Linked DNA regions of Homo sapiens: region 2 is linked to region 1. A link is an interaction called in ENCODE POLR2A ChIA-PET data of the cell type or tissue named here. Cell type or tissue: OCI-LY7. All regions are shown on one strand. Links, peaks and the distances in the headings refer to the core of each region. The heading gives the core; the rest is flanking DNA.

Region 1 (4,918 bases), core at 1,272-3,771:
GAGCTGAGTTCAATTCCTGGATATCTTTGTTAACTTTCTGTCTCATTGATCTGTCTAATGTTGACAGTGGGGTGTTAAAGTCTCCCATTATTATTGTGTGGGAGTCTAAGTCTCTTTGTAGGTCTTTAAGGACTTGCTTTATGAATGTGCATACTCTTGTATTGGGTGCATATATATTTAGGATAGTTAGTGCTTCTTGTTGAATTGATCCCCTTACCATTATGTAATGGCCTTCTTTGTCTCTTTTGATCTTTGTTGGTTTAAAGTCTGTTTTATCAGAGACTAGGATTGCAACCCCTGTTTTTTTTTGTTTTCCATTGGCTTGGTAGATCTTCCTCCATCCCTTTATTTTGAGCCAATGTGTGTCTCTGCACGTGAGATGGGTCTCCTGAATACAGCACACTGATGGGTCTTGACTCTTTATCCAGTTTGCCAGTCTGTGTCTTTTAATTGGAGAATTTAGCCCATTTACATTTAAGGTTAATATTGTTATGTGTGAATTTGATCCTGTCATTATGATGTTAGCTGGTTATTTTGCTCGTTAGTTGATGCAGTTTCTTCCTAGCATCGATGGTCTTTACAATTTGGCATGTTTTTGCAGTGGCTGGTACCGGTTGTTCCTTTCCATGTTTAGTGCTTCCTTTAGGAGCTCTTGTAAGGCAGGCCTGGTGGTGACAAAATCTCTCAGCATTTGTTTGTCTGTAAAGGATTTTATTTCTCCATCACTTATGAAGCTTAGTTTGGCTGGATATGAAATTCTGAGTTGAAAATTCTTTTCTTTAAGAATGTTGAATATTGGCCCTCACTCTCTTCTGGCTTGTAGGGTTTGTGCCAAGAGATCCACTGTTAGTCTGATGGGCTTCCCTTTTTGGGTAGCCCGACCTTTCACTCTGGCTGCCCTTAACATTTTTTCCTTCATTTCAACTTTGGTGAATCTGACAATTATGTGTCTTGGAGTTGCTCTTCTCAAGGAGTATTTTTGTGGTGTTCTCTGTATTTCCTGAATTTGAATGTTGGCCTGCCTTCCTAGGTTGGGGAAGTTCTCCTGGATAATATCCTGAAGAGTGTTTTCCAACTTGTTTCCATTCTCCCCGTCACTTTCAGGTACACCAATCAGATGTAGATTTGGTCTTTTCACATAGTCCCATATTTCTTGGATACTTTGTTCATTTCTTTTTACTCTTTTTTCTCTAAACTTCTCTTCTTGCTTCATTTCACTCATTTGCTCTTCAATCACTGATACCCTTTCTTCCACTTGATCAAATCAGCTATGGAAACTTGTGCATGCGTCACGTAGTTCTCATGCCATGGTTTTCAGTGCCATCAGGTCATTTAAGGACTTCTCTACAGTGTTTATTGTATTTAGCCATTCATCTAATCTTTTTTCAAGGTTTTTAGCTTCTTTGCTATAGGTTTGAACATCTTCCTTTAGCTCGGAGAAGTTTGTTATACTGATCGTCAGAAGCCTTCTTCTCTCAACTCATCAAAGTCATTGTCCGTGCAGCTTTGTTCCGTTGCTGGCAAGGGGCTGTGTTCCTTTGGAGGAGAAGAGGTGCTCTGATTTTTAGAATTTTCAGCTTTTCTTCTCTGGTTTCTCCCCATCTTTGTGCTTTTATCTACCTTTGGTCTTTGATGATGGTGACGTACAGATGGGGTTTTGGTGTGGATGTCCTTTCTGTTTGTTAGTTTTCCTTCTAACAGTCAGGACCCTCAGCTGCAGGTCTGTTGGAGTTTGCTGGAGGTCCACTCCAGACCCTGTTTGCTTGGGTATCACCAGCGGAGGCTGCAGAACAGCAAATATTTTAGAACGGCAGATGTTGCTGCCTGATCCTTCCTCTGGAAGCCTCATCTCAGAGTGGCACCCAGCTGTATGAGGTGTCAGTCGGCCCCTACTGGGAGGTGTCTCCCTGTTAGCCTACTCAGGGGTCAGGGGCCCACTTGAGGAGGCAGTCTGTCCGTTCTCAGATCTCAAACTCCATGCTGGGAGAACTACAACTCTTTTCAAAGCTGTCAGACAGGGATGTTTCATTATCTGCATTTTCTAGTAAGGAAACCTAGGATCAGACAGGCTGTGAAACTAGTAGTGAGTTTTATGTCCTTACTCTGGACTAGACAGCTGATATTCAGGGGAGCCATGATGTGAACCCAGCATTGGTAGATTCAAAAGTCTATGCTCTTTTCATTGCAGAATCATCTTTTAATTTTTGGTAATGTGGTTTTACTCCAGGTGTGTCTAGTTTCAAATAACTGAAATAAATTTGAACTACTTTTTTAAAAAAGGAAAAGTTGTTTTAAAGACAAGGAGTCTCTTGAGGAACCTAAAGATAGGACTCCAGCTGGCTTCTAGGAGGAACTGGAACTGAGAACTGTTTAGCTAGAGTTCTGTTCCTCTGACTCTTCCCTCCTGTCTTGCACATCTGCTTTATGTTCTGTCTGTAGTTTTCTCTGCTGCTTGTGTAGATGACAGAATATGGGTGCTGCACAGCTTTGACCAGGCACAGAGATGAGCTGTCCCTAAATCCAAATTCCTAGTAGGGAAAATCTGATTGACTCTGCTTCATTTGTATTTTTATTTATTTTTAAGACAGGGCCTTGCTTTGTCACCCAGGCTGGAGTGCAGTGGCACCATCATGGCTCACTACAGTGTTGACCTCCTGGGTTCAAGTGACCCTCCTGTCTCAGCCTCCTAAGTATTATAGCTGGGACTACAGGCACATGCCACCAGCTAATTTAGCCCAGCTAATTCTTTTCTTTTCTCTTTTCTTTTTCCTTTTTTTCCTCCCTTCCTTCCTTCCTTCCTGCCTCCCTTCCCTTCATTCTTTCTTTCATTCTTTCCTTTTTTTTTTTTTTTTCAAGGTCTTGCTCTGTTGCCCAGGCTGGTCTCTAACTCCTGGCCTCAAGCAATCATCCTGTCTTAGCCTCCTAAAGTGTTGGGGTTACAGGCATGAGCCACTGCACCTGGCTGGCTCTCCTTTCAACAGACATCCATCGTGAGTCCAATCAGCTTTTAGCCAAGAAGGCAGAATTACATAAACCAGACATGGCTGCCACTCATGGCACCAGTTTTGACTGGTAGGAATGTGTGACTCTAGTCTTTTCTCACTCATCTGGTATGGCTGCAGCCTATTCTGTGTACTCTGTTACATGGAGAAGTCTAATAGTTTCCTTTCCTGTTTGACCCATGATTATAGCTCTTTGAAGAGCAAATAAGACTAGGACAGGTGTGGCCAATATGCTGACATGTCAGTGATTTTCTTCTTTTGAAACACATCCTCATTGTTTCCACAATCTCATTCCTTATAGCCTGATTTTCCCCCACCCCACCCCACCTGTCTCATATAGGAATACAGTTAGAGTATCTGCTCAAAAGAAATCACCCACTTTCTTTGGAGCTCAACTTTTCACTTGGGCTACAGCTCCAACTGACTCCCTTTGCCAATATAAACCCCTCCCCAAACTTGTTGTGCTTATTCTCTATGATAATGTTGAGAGTCCTTTTCCCAGTTGTCACTACTTATCCAGAAGTTGGTCCACTTTTTCTCATTGGGCACACTGAGAAGAATAAATTCACGAGGGCTCTTAGGAACAAATGGTGGTCACCAACTCTTTTCTCAATTGAAGTAGCTCCAATGGAAGGGGGTCAAATCTCAACACCCAGTTACATACATGTATACTTTCTGTTTTCTTCTACAGCTGTAAAGAAAAGGAAACTCAAGAGGAAAAAATTATTGTTACATTTTTTGTAGGTGGTCCCAAACTTACGAATGTTTAGGGTTCCTAAATGTTTAGCGTTCTAGTTGTTTAGAACTTGGAACTTATTTTATTTTGGATACAATACTGTACTTGCTGCTTTAGGTTTCTAGCCAAACTGCAAATAATAATTTGGCCTACAATATAGCTGATTTGACCTTGAATTATGACCTCGAAATTTACCTTACCCTTAAAATTAGAGTCTGAACTCTTCTGGTCAATAGCCTGAATTCATTAGCTTTCTAGATACTCATTCCCCTAAGCTTCTCTAAAGTTTGGTACTCCCTGGAACCTCTGTTTTCCTCTTACTGTAGAGGAGGTAGGGGGACAACATAGAGGTATGTAAGTGGATGATGGATGTGGGCTCCAGGTATTGAAAGATGTAGTGGCAGTAGATGGTACAAAAAGAAGGATAGGACTGAGTAGAAAGTAGTGAGTTTTATGACCTTAGTGATGCTCAAAAAAAGAGGAGGCTGGTGAAGAGGAATAGGGTGGAAAGAATGGCTGGCTGCAATTGTTGATAAATAGATATTGCATGTAGTCAATGTCTACATTTAAAATATTAACTATTTTTTGTATGCAATTCTTTGAGTTGCTCTTCCCGCCCCCCCCCCCCCATTATTTTTTTTTATCTTACTTATTTGTTTGTTTGTTTTGAGACAGGGTCTCACTCTGTCACCCAGGCTGGAGTGCAGTGGTGTGATCATGGCTTACTGCAGCCTCAACCTCTCAGGCTCAAGTGATCCTCCGGCTTCAGCCTCCCAGGTAGCTGGAACAACAGATGCATGTCTCCACACCCAGCTAATATTTTGATTATTTGTAAAAACGAGGTCTCCCTATATTGGCCAGGTTGGTCTTGAACTTCTGGGCTCAAGTGATTCTGCCACCTTGGCCTCCCAAAGTGCTGGGATTACAGGTGTGAGCCACTGCGCTGTGCCTATCTTTCTTCTCCATTAACCTGCAGTAAATAGAGAATAAATTTTACAGCATTCATCATTTGTTTAGCTGGGTCCCTGAACTTGCCTCCCTGGGATAAGGCACCATGACTGCACAGATCCAGCCAGATAATAGAAGGTGTGCACTGGCTTCTCACTGCATGGCTATGTAGTGTAATCACAGCGTGCCTTTGTGGGGCTCCTGTTTATGTGGCTTTAGTAGATGATTTCAT
Region 2 (2,500 bases), core at 1-2,500, 130 kb after region 1:
TTATCATTTACCTTCTGCTCGACCATAAAGTGTATTGTTTTGTAATATTGTAGTATTTTTTGTAATTTTGTAATATTGTAGTATTTTTGTGTAATATTGGACTTGACACATTCTTTTTGTTGATTTTTATTAAAAGGAGAAATTTCATTTTGTCCTACACATAGTGAATTTTAAATTATTTTTAGGTATAGTTGACATTTCCGAGCTTAGGCCTGGGGCACTTCTCTTACTGAAAAACCTATGTCACTCAGAAGCCCAGAGAAAATATTAATTAATTTCCAATTTACTTGGAGGCAGGATGAAAATAATAGGTTGGTCTCTCCTTCTGACCACCCAAGATGCCAGCCACCCTGAATGCTTTTTCTTGTCCCTTCATGTTTTGGATCCAAACTAGCTAAATCAGGATCTTTTAGAGGTTTTCTCTAAATAAGCTAGCAAGCATTTACCTGTTTGAAACAAAACCCACAGACCTGCTTGCCTAATTTTGGCAACCAAAACCCTGTGGCTGTGAGCAAGTTTGCCTCCGTTTTGATCCATGATGTGTATGACAATATATTTTTTGGCTGTTCTAAAGCAGACTGCCAATTAGATCCAAATGTGTCAGACAGACTCAGAGAGGGTACTAGTGGCCAAGTTTCCATTAGTGGTTACTACTGATTGATGCCTGCAGCTTTCTGTTCATGTACAAATAGAAACCTATTCTCATCTTTGATCTTGGGGTTGGGAGTTGAGGTAATGAGGAGAAAGTCCCGGAACACAATTAAATCTCTTTGTATCTCTCAACTTGTAACTTTTGTTTTCCATTTAACACAGGAAAGACTCTGAATATTAGGAAGTTGTGATTCTCTTGTTCAGACTAGGGCATGCTTTTCATTTGCTCAGATACAGAAGGATATAGGGAGAAGGAAATAAACCATGTTTATGGAAACACAGCTCTGTGCCTGTAACGGTGTTAGATGCTTTCCCACGTGACCTCATCCAATTCCCTAACAACTCTAGAAAACGAGGATTCATATTCCACATACTCTTAAGGAAACTGCGTTTCAGAGGAGAGGGAGAAAAATACATTCTTCTGTGTTGCGCACATTGTAAGTGGCAAAACAAGTTGAAACAGGCAACTGTTGGCCTCAATGGCCTGTGGTATTTCCACTCCACGGTATAACAATGTAAGTGATTATGGTGTTAATCCTCCTGGTACTGCAAAAGAGCTTTATGAAAACCTTGAATGCACAATGGGAATGGGAACTATTCTGAACAGTTTATTTAGTCTAGAAGCTTACCTGTGAGTCATCATAGACCAATACAAAAAAAATCAGAAACCTAATTTCTAGATTTTAGCCTTTGCATTAATACTTAGAAATAAGCTGGTCTGTCTATCTATCTATCTATCTATCTATCTATCTATCTTAGTCTCTGCCTATAGTTTCTGAAACCAGAATCTTGTTCTGAGAAGTAAACTGTGCAAGGGGAAAGGATGAAGGAGAAAAAAAGCCAAGCGAACCTCTTTTCTTTGTAATGAGTCATATTGCCTGCACTTGGATTTTCACTGACACCAGCTAGGACAGTTTCTGCCCCTCCTCTCTCAAGGAAGACCTTAATGATGGTTCACAGGGCCTGAATCTTATCTGTGGTACCAATTAATTCTGGAAACTAAAAGTGTACTCATTTGAATTTATGTTTAAAATTTTTTTCTTTCTCCCTCCTATACTTATTTTCTAGGGAAGTAATTTGACATTTGGGTCTGCATTACACCAAAGTGAGTGAAAGATACTTTGCTACAGTTTTTCAGGGAAGGGAGGTTTATTTAGCTGTGGTAAATAGCCTAGAACAGAGGTTGGCAAACTTTTTCTGTAAAGTGCTGTATCGTAGGTACTTAAGGCTTTGTAGGCCATACGGTCTTTGTGGTTACAACCCAACTGTGCTGTTGTAGTGTGAAAGCAGCCAGTCAACACATAAATGAGTCAGTACGGTTGTGTTTCAATAAAACTTTATTTATGCAAACAAGAGAGGGGCCACATTTGGCCCCTGAGCTGCGGTTTGCCAAACTTTGGCCTAGAACATATCTCAGGTTTTTCTCTGTGTTTGACACCTACTGCCAAGCACATAGTAAGTGCTCAATAAATAATAAATGTTTTTAAATAACTGCACATGTAAAGGAACAATAGAACTCTTTCCAGACTTTATAACTAGCAACTATGTTATACATTAAGGAATGAGTTGGTAGGAGTAGAGTCAATCTACAGATAGAAGAATAAAGCATGAGAGGTTAGGGCCTCAAGAAGCTGCAGGCAAATTTTCATGTAGAATTCAAGCTCCCTGACTCTAATCAGTGGTGCATTTACTGAGCTCCTTTGGTGCATGCAAGTTTATATTATTTTACCATTTATTTTAAGGAAATCTATGTCTTTCAAAGAGAATAATATTAATTTCTGTTGCATCAGATAAGCTCCTCTGGGTTGCAAGAGATAGAAAACCCAGTTCAAACAAGCTTAAACAATAC

Evidence for each region. ChIA-PET counts read pairs that join two places held together with the same protein. Peaks named below come from ENCODE experiments on the same cell type or tissue, not always from the same donor. Only the 100,000 strongest peaks of a DNase experiment are listed, where the experiment ranks them.
Region 2: POLR2A ChIA-PET joins it to region 1 with 5 read pairs; 5 of 35 experiments call an interaction of 5 or more read pairs at or near these places.

The regions. Positions count from the first base shown.
Region 1 is chr6:18,357,297-18,362,214 of GRCh38, forward strand. No RefSeq gene overlaps it. Among named protein-coding and RNA genes, the nearest start is that of RNF144B, 28 kb to the right of the region's middle. In OCI-LY7, for the core only: a CTCF peak has its summit at 2,085; DNase peaks (open chromatin) are centred at 2,355 and 3,155; H3K4me3 peaks cover 2,236 bases; H3K27ac peaks cover 2,500 bases.
Region 2 is chr6:18,487,551-18,490,050 of GRCh38, forward strand. No RefSeq gene overlaps it. Among named protein-coding and RNA genes, the nearest start is that of MIR548A1HG, 34 kb to the right of the region's middle. In OCI-LY7, for the core only: no CTCF peak of the experiment used is centred there; no DNase peak of the experiment used is centred there.